Linked DNA regions of Homo sapiens: all the other regions are linked to region 1. A link is a contact called in ENCODE Hi-C or POLR2A ChIA-PET data. All regions are on one chromosome and are shown on one strand. Each heading gives the region's core, a stretch centred on a gene start or an enhancer-like site at or near the end of the contact. The rest is flanking DNA. Distances are from core to core; before and after follow the strand shown.

Region 1 (3,685 bases), core at 666-3,165:
GGACGTGGTAGGTTTCAGTGTTTTCAGTCACAACTGCCACTTGGTTAGTTTTCACTCAGCATGGAAAGTTCCACTTCCCTTCCTTGCAGGTTCTTCAGTTTCATGTATATTTCCATGCCTCTTACAACTCAGGGAGAAACTATAACAGAGAATCCTAGCAGAAAAGTCAAATCCATTCCTCTGGTTTCCTAAGTATCACTGTGGCTGTCTGCAGAACCACCTCTTCAAGCTCCTCTCCAGGAAAGCCAAAAGTGGGAGATGCATGCTAGAGCTGGTGTTCTAAAGAAATTTCTAGCTTGTCTAGTTCAAACCCATCCTGAAGACTCTTATTAAACGTTTTGAAGTTTCCAGTTCAAACATCAGTGCCTTGGCTCTGAAATAAACACAAGGAATAGATATTTCAGCAACTCGTGAGAGAGCATGTGACCCAGCAGGATTAAACGAATGGTATATTTCAAAAGAGCTTTCTGTGAGGGTGACAATCATGCTTCAAAATCAAAGAGGGAGGCTTGCAGAGACTTCAGAGTAAGGGCTTTAGTTTCTCGAACAGTTAAGGGAAACACACCACAAGCTTCACGGAAGATAAAATCAAATGACAGGGTGAAAATGCTCTAGGTGTGGACAGCTATACAAATAAACCAGTTGCTGTGGTAATAATGGAACCCAAATTAAGGAACTGTCATCTTGACAGTCCAAAAGTAACCTGAACATGCAGAATTCCAGAGCAGGGCAAATTTCTAAAAAATGAAGAGAACTTTATCAAATGGCTTTCAAACTTCCACAAGAGAAAGACAGCTCAGTGTATCACGGAATTTCAGAGTCGGAAGGAACCCTGGCATCGTTTACTCTACTCTCCTGCACTCTTTTCCAAAAATTACCTTGGCTGTCTCTGCTTTACACCCTCCAGAGATGCGTGGTTCACTATGTTACATTTCTCCTTCCAACAAACTAAAATCTGCGTTCCAGATTTTACATCTGCCTCCCACTCGCTAGTCTGGATAACGCTCTGCAGGAAAACACAAAACAAGGTCTAATTCTTCCATGTGACAACCTCTTGGTCACTTCAAAACTATTGTCTAATTCTTACTGTCACTTTCTCCAAGCTTAATGCTTTAGCAACATGGTCTCAAATGTTTGCTCACCATTCTGCAATCTGTGGGTACACAATACAGTTTGTTAAAAGTCTCTAGAGACGACCCCCATTGAATATTTGACGGCCTGTAAAATCTCTATCTCTTCTCAGCTCTAGATATTTTGGATTGGGCCTCCACAGGACCACACTCATTGTATTCTATGGAGCATATTTGGGTGCCTGTGGAGGGGGTATCTCTGTTACTGGAACCAAGGACAGCAGCCTAAAACTCCCCATCCCTTGTTCCCAGAGGACTGGGCCCTACACTACCGAGGTCCTCTCTTATCTCTGAAAGGTCCAGAAGAGACCAATAATGGCCCTGGAGTAGGAAGAGACGTCGGAACATGAGCAGAAAAGGATCTGGTAGCCTGGGAAGTAATAGTAACAACGCGGGGCTGGGGCTGGTGATACTGCTGTGGGAAGGGGCCTCAGTGGGGCAGCAGGGCTGGAAAACGGACGCTAATGGCTGGAAAAGGGCCAGGAAGCTGCTGGGCGCAGCCCCCGGGGCGCAGGCAGCGACTGGTAACAGCACTAGGGCTGTGCGGTGTCTGGCCCCAGCTCTACGGGACTGGGAAATGGTGGGCGAACGCCTAAGGATTAGGCGGGGTCGGGTCACGCTCTAAGCTGGGGGCCCGCCCCTCGGTATCCCCGCGCTCCGAGCGCCGCCCACCCACCGGAGTAGCCAGGCATCCCAGTGCTCGGGGTTCGGGACTCTGGACCAGAAATGTGGGCAGCAGCTGGGTACCTGCGACTTCTGCCCCGTACCTGCGCGCGCGGCAGAGAGGCCTTAGGTCACGCGCCGCCCCGCCTACCTCCCCCTCCAGCTCCTGGCAAGCCGGCGCGCGGCGATGACGTGCCGAGTGCGCCGCACGCCGCTGACGTCAGAGACCAATGGCTGCGGCCGCAGCTGCGGCGCTGGAATCCTGGCAGGCGGCGGCTCCGCGGAAGAGGCGCTCCGCGGCTCGACGGCCGCGGCGGAGGGAGGCGGCGCCCCGGGGGAGAGAGGCGGCGCCCCGGGGGAGAGAGGCGGCGCCCCGGGGCCCCGAGGCGGAGTTCGAGTCTGACAGCGGAGTCGTGCTTCGTCGCATCTGGGAGGCTGAGTGAGTGCAGGCTCGGCCCTGATGGAATCTTTGCGCCCATGGGCAATTCTGAGCCACAGTCTCCCCATCTGTAGAGTGGAGATATAATGCACACCCTTTAAGGAGTTATTGTGAAGAGTTAACGTAGGTAACGAGCTCATTAAAGATGTGGATTATAGTAAGCGCTCAGTTAAAGGTCGTCTTTCCTTTTATTACGGTTACAGCTGCGTGACCTTGGACAATTTATAATCTCTGTGCCTCAGTTTTCTCATCTGTGAGATGGGGATGAAAATAGTACATACGTAGGTTTGTTTTGAGGATTCAATGAATTAGTAAACGGAAACCATTTTCTGGCACGTGGTAAGCACTGTGCCAGTGTTTGCTATTAATATTATGCCGATGTTGATATTATTGGTGGTGGTGACACGAGGGAAGCAACATGAACACGTGACTGCTATCATCAGGCAGCTGCTATGTGCCTGACATTAGCTTAATCATTCTACACACTTTATGTTAAACATTGCAGGCATACTAGGACCCTGGTAGCTCACTGATTCTCAAAGAGACAAAGAAAATGTGTGGAACCAGATTTCAAACCCAGGTCTTTGTGACAAAAACCAGTGCTTCCAGCTTTCCATTATGCTTGTTGCTTATCCCAGCCCAGATTCTCACATACCTTGCTCTGTACCTTAGAAAGTACATAGAGAGTGCCTAATACAGAGGAAACACTCAATAAATGTTACTTATTATTGTTATTTAGTATTATTATCTTTATTCGCAGTTTTGTTTAGGCTCAATAAATAACAGCTTTAGTTAGCACTTAAGATCAGCATCCGAAGGGCCGTCACAAGGGGAGAAATTAGATTAATTTTGTGTGCTCCTCTCCCCTAGAATTAGGGTCAAGAGGCAGTAATGTCCCAGAGTTTACCTCTGAAGAGAAAGTTGCTGACCATTTGGCTCAGCCTGAATAAAAAGCACCTGCGATTATTTTTAAGCTCTCAGAGGATGCCAGTGAGAGTGAATGTGCCTAGGGGTTTGGAAAACTCAAGGCATTTTTCATATCCCTTGACACTGTCACGATCTCCTCAACTGCTTCAGTATTCCCCAGGAGCTCCTTGCTTCTCCCAACACCCAAGTGTGGTGCAATCACCATCGCTCTGAGTAGAGATTGAGCCAGCATTTTACACGCATATCTGTGTACGCATTTACCAGTTCATAAAGCATTCCTGTGTACATCAGAACTCTCTACCCTCTGTGAGAAACGTGCAGCAGCCTCTGGGCCGACTTTCAATTCTCTGTACTCCTTTCTGAACCCCATAATCACTGTCTCTGGCTGTGGCTTGTCAGTTTAAATCCAGTTCATTTTAATTCACTGTTGACTTTCTTTTGCTCTGGGTCTGTAAAACCAGTTGACTTGAATAAAGAAAGCCCAGACACTTGGTTTTGTCTCTTTACTTTCCCCTTAAAACTATTT
Region 2 (3,685 bases), core at 1-2,500, 2.7 Mb before region 1:
TAGGTTTCTTTCCCAAGGCCTGCCTTTTCCTCACACAGCAAGTCCAGTCTCTCCAGGTTCTCCCCTGGGACTGCCTCAGACAGCCCCCCACTGCTCTCCCTGGGGTCTCTAGCAGCCCCTACCTCCCCTCCCTGCTGCCTTCTCAGCTCTGCAGCTGGTGTGGCCTCTGCTCCAGGCAGATCATGTCACCTCTCCACGCAGAATCCTCCAGGCTCCCCATCACCCTCGGAGCAGAAGCAGGAGTTCTCACTGGGGTGCCAGGCCCAACCTGGCCTGGTGCTGCCACCGCTGCACTCTGCCCCACTCACCCTGCCTCAGGCCTGAGAACGTCCTCATTGCTGTCAGACCTCCCAGAGCTCCTGCCCTGCAGTTGCCTCTGCTGAGGTTTAGCCCCGTTCTCCCTCCTCCCCTCTTTCCTTTCCTCCTTCCTTCCTTCCATCATTCCTCCTTCCCTCCCTCCCATCCTACCCCCTCCTCCTTTTCCTTCTGTCTTCCTTCCCTCTATCTCCTCTTCCCATCCCTAGTTGACTGTCCCCTTCTCCCTTAGAGTGGCCACCCCTTTTCTGCAGCATCCCTGCCCCTTTCCCTGTCTGTTTCCCAGCGCATTCATGCCTGGCACTCAGCTCACTTTTCTCTGTCTTCCATCTACCTCCCAAGGTCACTGGGGGCCTTTCGCAGCCCTCTCCATGCTCCCAGACGCCCTTAGGTGTCCTGTGTCCTCCAGCTCCATTTCACCAACCTGCCTGCCGGACTCTTCCCTCTTTATCTTCCCAAAGTACTCCATTGCTTGGAATCCTCCTGGGACTCCCTCAGGGCAGTGGCCAGTTTGCATAGCCTGAGGGAAGAACTGTGGGTGCTTCGACACCCGCTAGCTTTGCAGCATCCCTGACCACTGCTCCTCACGGAATCTGTGCTCTGTGGTCTGTTTGTACGTCCTCAGCAGTTCCTCCATTCACCTGCCTTGGCCTTGCTAGAATATTTCCTCTTCTGGAAATGCCCTTCTCCTTTCCCATAGCCTTCCATGAAAGTCCTGCCAAATTTCAGGCTTAAATATCCCTTCACAGGATGTCTGGGTGTTGTTCCAACACTGCCCAGGTCGATTCTATTGCAGACAGACTGGTGCTTGTTATTTATGGCCCCAACTGTCCCCATTAGACCGTGGCCCCGGGACCCCTGCTAGCCTCGTCTGCTGCCTCAGCTGTTAGCTGACAAGCGGCCATCTTCCCCAGATGGGTTTGCAGAAGCCTGCTGTGCAGAGAGAGAGGCTGAAAATTTGCATACCTAGGGCTCCGGCCCCCTCGCTGACTGTTGCTTCCATTTCACTTTCAGCTTTGATGACCATGACCCAGCTGTGATCCATGAGAACGCATCTCAGCCCGAGGTGCTGGTCCCCATCCGGCTGGACATGGAGATCGATGGGCAGAAGCTGCGAGACGCCTTCACCTGGAACATGAATGGTACAAGGCAGTCGGGCTTGGCTGGGCCTGGCCCCAACCCCTGTGTGTTACGTGGGAACAGTCCCGTTTCCTGCCAGCTGCCTGTCAGGCAGATTCTGGACCTGACACGCAGGACATCGGGGCATAGTTTTGGAGGGTGTGGGCTCTGGGTTCAGTCCTGGTTCTGTTGCTGTTCACTGTGGATTGGGCCTGTGAACTTTGGACTCTTTCCCCATACTGAGGTTGGGTGGCCCAAGAGGCCTGGCATGGGAGGCGGCTGATCTGCATAGCATGGATGATGATGACAATGCCAGTCAGACCTAGTTCAGCCCCCGAGCCCTGCACACACCTGCCTTGGGTCCTGTCCACCACTCTGCTTCTGCTGTGTGAGGCTGCATGTGTGCCCCGTGCCTCTCTCCTCCTCTAACTGGTCATCTCTAGACATCCTCACTCTGTAAGTCCTGGGTCAGATGCCATCTCTTCTGGCTCTTCCTGGGCTTCCAAAGCCTGGACAGAACTCGGTCTTTGTGCAAATGTAGACAGAAAGGTTAGAAGGATATGCATCCCAGGTGTCTAGACTGCTTATCCCATCTGGGAGGGTGGATCATGCATGCATTTATTGTTTTCTCTATTTTTAAGTCTGTTAGAATGTATTTTTATTATTTTATTTTATGATTACTGTTTTTTTAGATCTTGTTGCATACCAGTTTTTTTTTTACTTAGTGTCTGTATCCTGCTGAATTTTTATAATGAACATACTATTTATATTCAGACAAAATGCAGTGAATATCATCTTTATTTTACTTATTTTTTTTTTTAAGAGACAGAGTCCCACTCTGTTGCCCAGGCTGGAGTACAGTGATACTCTCATAGCTCACTGTAATCTTGAACTGCCTGGGCTCAAGCAGTCCTCCTGCCACAGCCTCCCAAATAGCTAGGAATACAGGTGTGCACCACTGTGCCAAGCGTTACCATTTTTAAATGAGTAAATGTTTAAAATCATCAGAATCTCACCACCTGAATAATGTTTTCAGTTTTACCTTTTCTGTCAATTCCACATGCAAACATATTTAACATAGTTGTCACTATAGAGCAAGTATCGTTTTATTTTTCTTCACTTATCATAAGTATCTTTCTGGTTTCTCTTTTTTTTGGGAGGGGAGATGGAGTCTCACTCTGTCGCCCAGGCTGGAGTGCGGTGGCACGATCTCGGCTCACTGCAACCTCCGCCTCCTAAGTTCAAGCGATTCTCGTGCCTCAGCCTCCTGAGTAGCTGGAACTACAGGCGCGTGCCACCATGCCTGGCTAATTTTTGTATTTTTAGTAGAGATAGGGTTTCACCATGTTAGCCAGGCTGGTCTTGAACTGACCTCAGGTGATCCGCCTGCCGTGGCCTCTCACACTGCTGGGATTACAGGCGTGAGCCACTGCACCCAGCCTCTTTCTGATTTCTTTAATCTTCAAACAATGCAGCATTTTCTCCTGGGTCAAGGCGCCTTTGTTTGCTAAAACTCCCCCTGCTGTAGACGGCTCCACAGCAGATAACGTAGTTGCAGCATTTTTCTCTCAGAAGGGATTTCCTAAGGGAGGAGAGTATGAGTGGTTGTTGATATGTGGCTGCCTTGAGCTTTCTGAAGGATTAGGCTGCTTCCTTTGGTCATCCCCAGGCGCTCAGCATGGTAGGCCTGAGTGCTAGGCCTACCACTTGCTCACACCAGTGCCAGGCCTGAGTCCGAAGGCCTCTGCTCAGCCCTGAGAAGAAGGCCTGAGAGCCATGTGCCGGGTGCTTGTCCCGTAGGTCCCACAGGTCAGCTGGTGAGGGGGGACGCCAGTGGGAGGAGACATGGGTGAGGGAGGACACTGGCAAGAGACTCCGGGAGGTTGTATTGAGTGTAGATGGGGACAGGTACAGTTCACTGGTCATGCCCCAGAACAGGGACAGGACAGCCCATGGGGACCAGGCCACCAGTGCTGCACAATGCCTGTTATCTCTGCCAAGCTCCCCGTTTATCTCTGCTGGCCCACATCATAGTTATTTGTTAATTCTTTTCTCTCCCTCTCCATTTCAACCCTTTAAGGTCAGGGGCCTTGTTTTTCATTGCCGTTTTTCTTCTTTTTTTTGAGATGGAGTTTCACTCTTGTTGCCCAGGCTGGTGTGCAATGGCGTGATCTCAGCTCACCACAACTTCCGCCTCCCAGGTTCAAGTGATTCTCCTGCCTCAGCCTCCCGAGTAGCTGGGATTACAGGC
Region 3 (3,685 bases), core at 313-2,812, 2.6 Mb before region 1:
GTCATTCAGGTTCACAGGGCACAGGTCAACCAGGCCCTGGCTCTTCAGTCTTCTGCCTGGAGTGACTTATGTAATTCTGCTCAGCTTTCATAGGGCACAGGGAGTCGGGGCTAACTCTGCTGCCTGGGGCTGGAAACAGACTCCTCCCTTGAGGAGCAGCAGTCCACCATAGGGAAGTCACAGTGGTCCAGGCCAAAGGGGATGCAGGTAGTGTAGACTAGGCGGTAGTTCAGGGAATGGAGAGAAGTGGGAATAAAGGGATAGTGAAAGGAAGCATATTTTACTGGCAGGTGATGAGGTGTAGGAGGACAAGTCATACATTTGGACTTTACAGAGCAGTGGACACTCAGTCAGCTGCTGTCAGCGCCTGGGACTTAGGGGAGTGCCCCTGGCTGGAGACATGGTATGGAGTGCCATCAGTTAGGGAGCCCTGGGCACAGGTAAGAGAAGGTGTGACACCAGGAGGGAAAGAGTCTGGGGCCCAGCTGCAGGAACCAATACCCATAGGCTATTTGTATAAATGGGCCATGGGGCCTCCCAGCTGGAGGCTGGCTGGTGCCACGAGGGTCCCACAGGCATGGGTGTCCTTCCTATATCACATGGCCTTCACTGAGACTGGTATATGGATTGCACCTATCAGAGACCAAGGACAGGACCTCCCTGGAAATCTCTGAGGACCTGGCCTGTGATCCAGTTGCTGCCTTGTCCTCTTCCTGCTATGTCATGGCTTATCTTCTTTCACCCATTCATTCATTCATTCATTCAGCAGTATTAGTCAATGTCTCTTGTATGCCTGGCACCTGCTAGATGGTCCCCGAGTTTACCATTAGTGGAAAAGACATTTAAGAAATTCACCAAGGGCTCTATGAGAGGCCATACACGGTGGACCTGACTAGGGTGTGGCTTCCCTGAGGAGCTGAAGTTGCCCAGAGGCCCAGAGAAGGGGAGCTGAGCACGTTTGAACCACTGAACCTGCTCTGGACCTCGCCTCCTTCCCTTCGGTGCCTCCCAGCATCCTATCCTCTTTAAAGAGCAGGGGTTCAGGGAAGTTCCCTGGATGGTGATTCGCAGGGGCAGCTCCCCTCTCACCTGCCGCGATGACTACCCCGCCCCATCTCAAACACACAAGCTCACGCATGCGGGACTGGAGCCCTTGAGGACATGTGGCCCAAAGACAGGAGGTACAGGGGCTCAGTGCGTGCAGTGGAATGAACTGGGCTTCATCTCTGGAAGGGTAAGGGGCCATCTTCCGGGTTCACCGCCGCATCCCCACCCCCGGCACAGCGCCTCCTGGCGACTAACATCGGTGACTTAGTGAAAGGACTAAGAAAGACCCGAGGCGAGGCCGGAACAGGCCGATTTCTAGCCGCCAAGTGGAGAACAGGTTGGAGCGGTGCGCCGGGCTTAGCGGCGGTTGCTGGAGGAACGGGCGGAGTCGCCCAGGGTCCTGCCCTGCGGGGGTCGAGCCGAGGCAGGCGGTGACTTCCCCACTCGGGGCGGAGCCGCAGCCTCGCGGGGGCGGGGCCTGGCGCCGGCGGTGGCGTCACAAAAGGCGGGACCACAGTGGTGTCCGAGAAGTCAGGCACGTAGCTCAGCGGCGGCCGCGGCGCGTGCGTCTGTGCCTCTGCGCGGGTCTCCTGGTCCTTCTGCCATCATGCCGATGTTCATCGTAAACACCAACGTGCCCCGCGCCTCCGTGCCGGACGGGTTCCTCTCCGAGCTCACCCAGCAGCTGGCGCAGGCCACCGGCAAGCCCCCCCAGGTTTGCCGGGAGGGGACAGGAAGAGGGGGGTGCCCACCGGACGAGGGGTTCCGCGCTGGGAGCTGGGGAGGCGACTCCTGAACGGAGCTGGGGGGCGGGGCGGGGGGAGGACGGTGGCTCGGGCCCGAAGTGGACGTTCGGGGCCCGACGAGGTCGCTGGGGCGGGCTGACCGCGCCCTTTCCTCGCAGTACATCGCGGTGCACGTGGTCCCGGACCAGCTCATGGCCTTCGGCGGCTCCAGCGAGCCGTGCGCGCTCTGCAGCCTGCACAGCATCGGCAAGATCGGCGGCGCGCAGAACCGCTCCTACAGCAAGCTGCTGTGCGGCCTGCTGGCCGAGCGCCTGCGCATCAGCCCGGACAGGTACGCGGAGTCGCGGAGGGGCGGGGGAGGGGCGGCGGCGCGCGGCCAGGCCCGGGACTGAGCCACCCGCTGAGTCCGGCCTCCTCCCCCCGCAGGGTCTACATCAACTATTACGACATGAACGCGGCCAATGTGGGCTGGAACAACTCCACCTTCGCCTAAGAGCCGCAGGGACCCACGCTGTCTGCGCTGGCTCCACCCGGGAACCCGCCGCACGCTGTGTTCTAGGCCCGCCCACCCCAACCTTCTGGTGGGGAGAAATAAACGGTTTAGAGACTAGGAGTGCCTCGGGGTTCCTTGGCTTGCGGGAGGAATTGGTGCAGAGCCGGGATATTGGGGAGCGAGGTCGGGAACGGTGTTGGGGGCGGGGGTCAGGGCCGGGTTGCTCTCCTCCGAACCTGCTGTTCGGGAGCCCTTTTGTCCAGCCTGTCCCTCCTACGCTCCTAACAGAGGAGCCCCAGTGTCTTTCCATTCTATGGCGTACGAAGGGATGAGGAGAAGTTGGCACTCTGCCCTGGGCTGCAGACTCGGGATCTAAGGCGCTCTGCCCGCCGGAATCCGTTGTACCTAGGGCCACCACGTGGGGTGCTGGAGGTGAGCCGACCACGGAAGAGGGGGAGGAGGAGTTGGAGTTGGGAGGAGTCCGAGGTCTTCTAGGCCTAGACCTTTCTCTCAGCCCCACCTTCCCCAGCCTTCTTGTTGGGCAGAGGGTAGCCAGAGGACAGAAAGATCCCACCCAGAGCCACTCACTGCCATCCACTTTGTTAGGTGACTTCAGGAGAGTTTTCAGGCGGGTGGGTGGGGGAGGTGCAGAGTTCTTGGTCATACCGCCCCGTCCACCCCCGAACCCCACGCCTTGGGTTCTGCTCCCCTCAGACACCCACCAAGCCTCCGCCACAGCAGTTCCCTGAGGAAATTGGGCGTGGGGTTTCCATTGGGACCGTTCGTGTTCTGTGGTGCCACAGACATGTCTGTAAAACCTTCAGTTATGTTTGGGCGCAGTGGCACAAGCCTGTGATCCCGGCACTTTGGGAGGTGGAGGTGAGTGGAGTGTGACTCCTCTGCTTCTCTCAGTCTCCAGCCACATCTCGTCTCCAGTCCCCTGTTCACTCGGTCATCCCGCGCAGTACTGGACAGCGAGCTCTCCTTCCAGAAGAGCAATGGGGCTGGGTGGGGTGAAGATTAGGAAGAGGAAGGAGAATAGAAGCTCCAGGGAGTCTGGAAGGGTGGCACCCATCTTGGGATGGGGCACCCCTTCCATGAAGGTCTCTAAAGCAAGGCCCTCCTCAGCTTACTCCCTGCCAGCCGAGGGCCTCAGTCTCATTGTTAACTCAGTGAGAGGGCGGTGGAGCCCCTCGTCTACCTCCCAGCTGGGGGAGACATGGGGGGCATGGGATGGCTCCAGCTGTAGCGGGAAGGTCCCACTCCTCTCAGCCTGGCTTTCAGGCTTGAGGTTTCCTTCTTGGATCTGAGTACCTGTGGTGTAACAGGCACCCTCCTCGGCCCTGGCCTTTATCACATCCCCTCAGCTCCTGGGTGCCCCCAGCCCCAGCCTCCCAAG

What was found. A loop is a pair of places that touch in the nucleus more often than their neighbours do. ChIA-PET counts read pairs that join two places held with the same protein, here RNA polymerase II (POLR2A). Pooled maps may share reads with other maps.
Region 2: a loop to region 1 is called in a pooled map, with 7 times the contacts of the local background. The contact joins the enhancer-like site here to the promoter of HPS4 in region 1. A Hi-C loop is called at or near these places in 2 of 50 pooled maps. POLR2A ChIA-PET finds 5 or more read pairs at or near these places in 2 of 52 experiments (AG04450 and BJ).
Region 3: a loop to region 1 is called in a map of CD8-positive, alpha-beta T cell, with 18 times the contacts of the local background. The contact joins the promoter of MIF here to the promoter of HPS4 in region 1. A Hi-C loop is called at or near these places in 1 of 168 maps with a recorded cell type or tissue (CD8-positive, alpha-beta T cell) and 2 of 50 pooled maps. POLR2A ChIA-PET finds 5 or more read pairs at or near these places in 2 of 52 experiments (H1 and MCF 10A).

The regions. Positions count from the first base shown.
Region 1 is chr22:26,481,868-26,485,552 of GRCh38, forward strand. It overlaps HPS4 (HPS4 biogenesis of lysosomal organelles complex 3 subunit 2), which reads right to left and starts at 1,916. Exons shown (of 14, transcript NM_022081.6): 1 at 1,807-1,916; 2 at 1-373. It overlaps SRRD (SRR1 domain containing), which reads left to right and starts at 2,010. Exons shown (of 7, transcript NM_001013694.3): 1 at 2,010-2,232. The coding sequence starts at 2,024. RefSeq lists an enhancer at 1,964-2,083 and a silencer at 2,104-2,193.
Region 2 is chr22:23,801,966-23,805,650 of GRCh38, forward strand. It overlaps SMARCB1 (SWI/SNF related BAF chromatin remodeling complex subunit B1), which reads left to right. Exons shown (of 9, transcript NM_003073.5): 5 at 1,330-1,457. Among named protein-coding and RNA genes, the nearest start is that of SMARCB1, 17 kb to the left of the region's middle. RefSeq lists an enhancer at 1,453-1,953. Within about 2 kb of position 1,251, at least 5 of the 41 ENCODE cell types and tissues checked have a DNase peak (open chromatin) inside an H3K27ac peak, as active enhancers do.
Region 3 is chr22:23,892,821-23,896,505 of GRCh38, forward strand. MIF (macrophage migration inhibitory factor) reads left to right here and starts at 1,563. Exons shown (of 3, transcript NM_002415.2): 1 at 1,563-1,762; 2 at 1,952-2,124; 3 at 2,220-2,403. The coding sequence starts at 1,655. The coding sequence ends at 2,286. MIF-AS1 (MIF antisense RNA 1) reads right to left here. Exons shown (of 3, transcript NR_038911.1): 2 at 3,009-3,290; 3 at 890-2,712. RefSeq lists enhancers at 1,238-2,045, 2,046-2,853.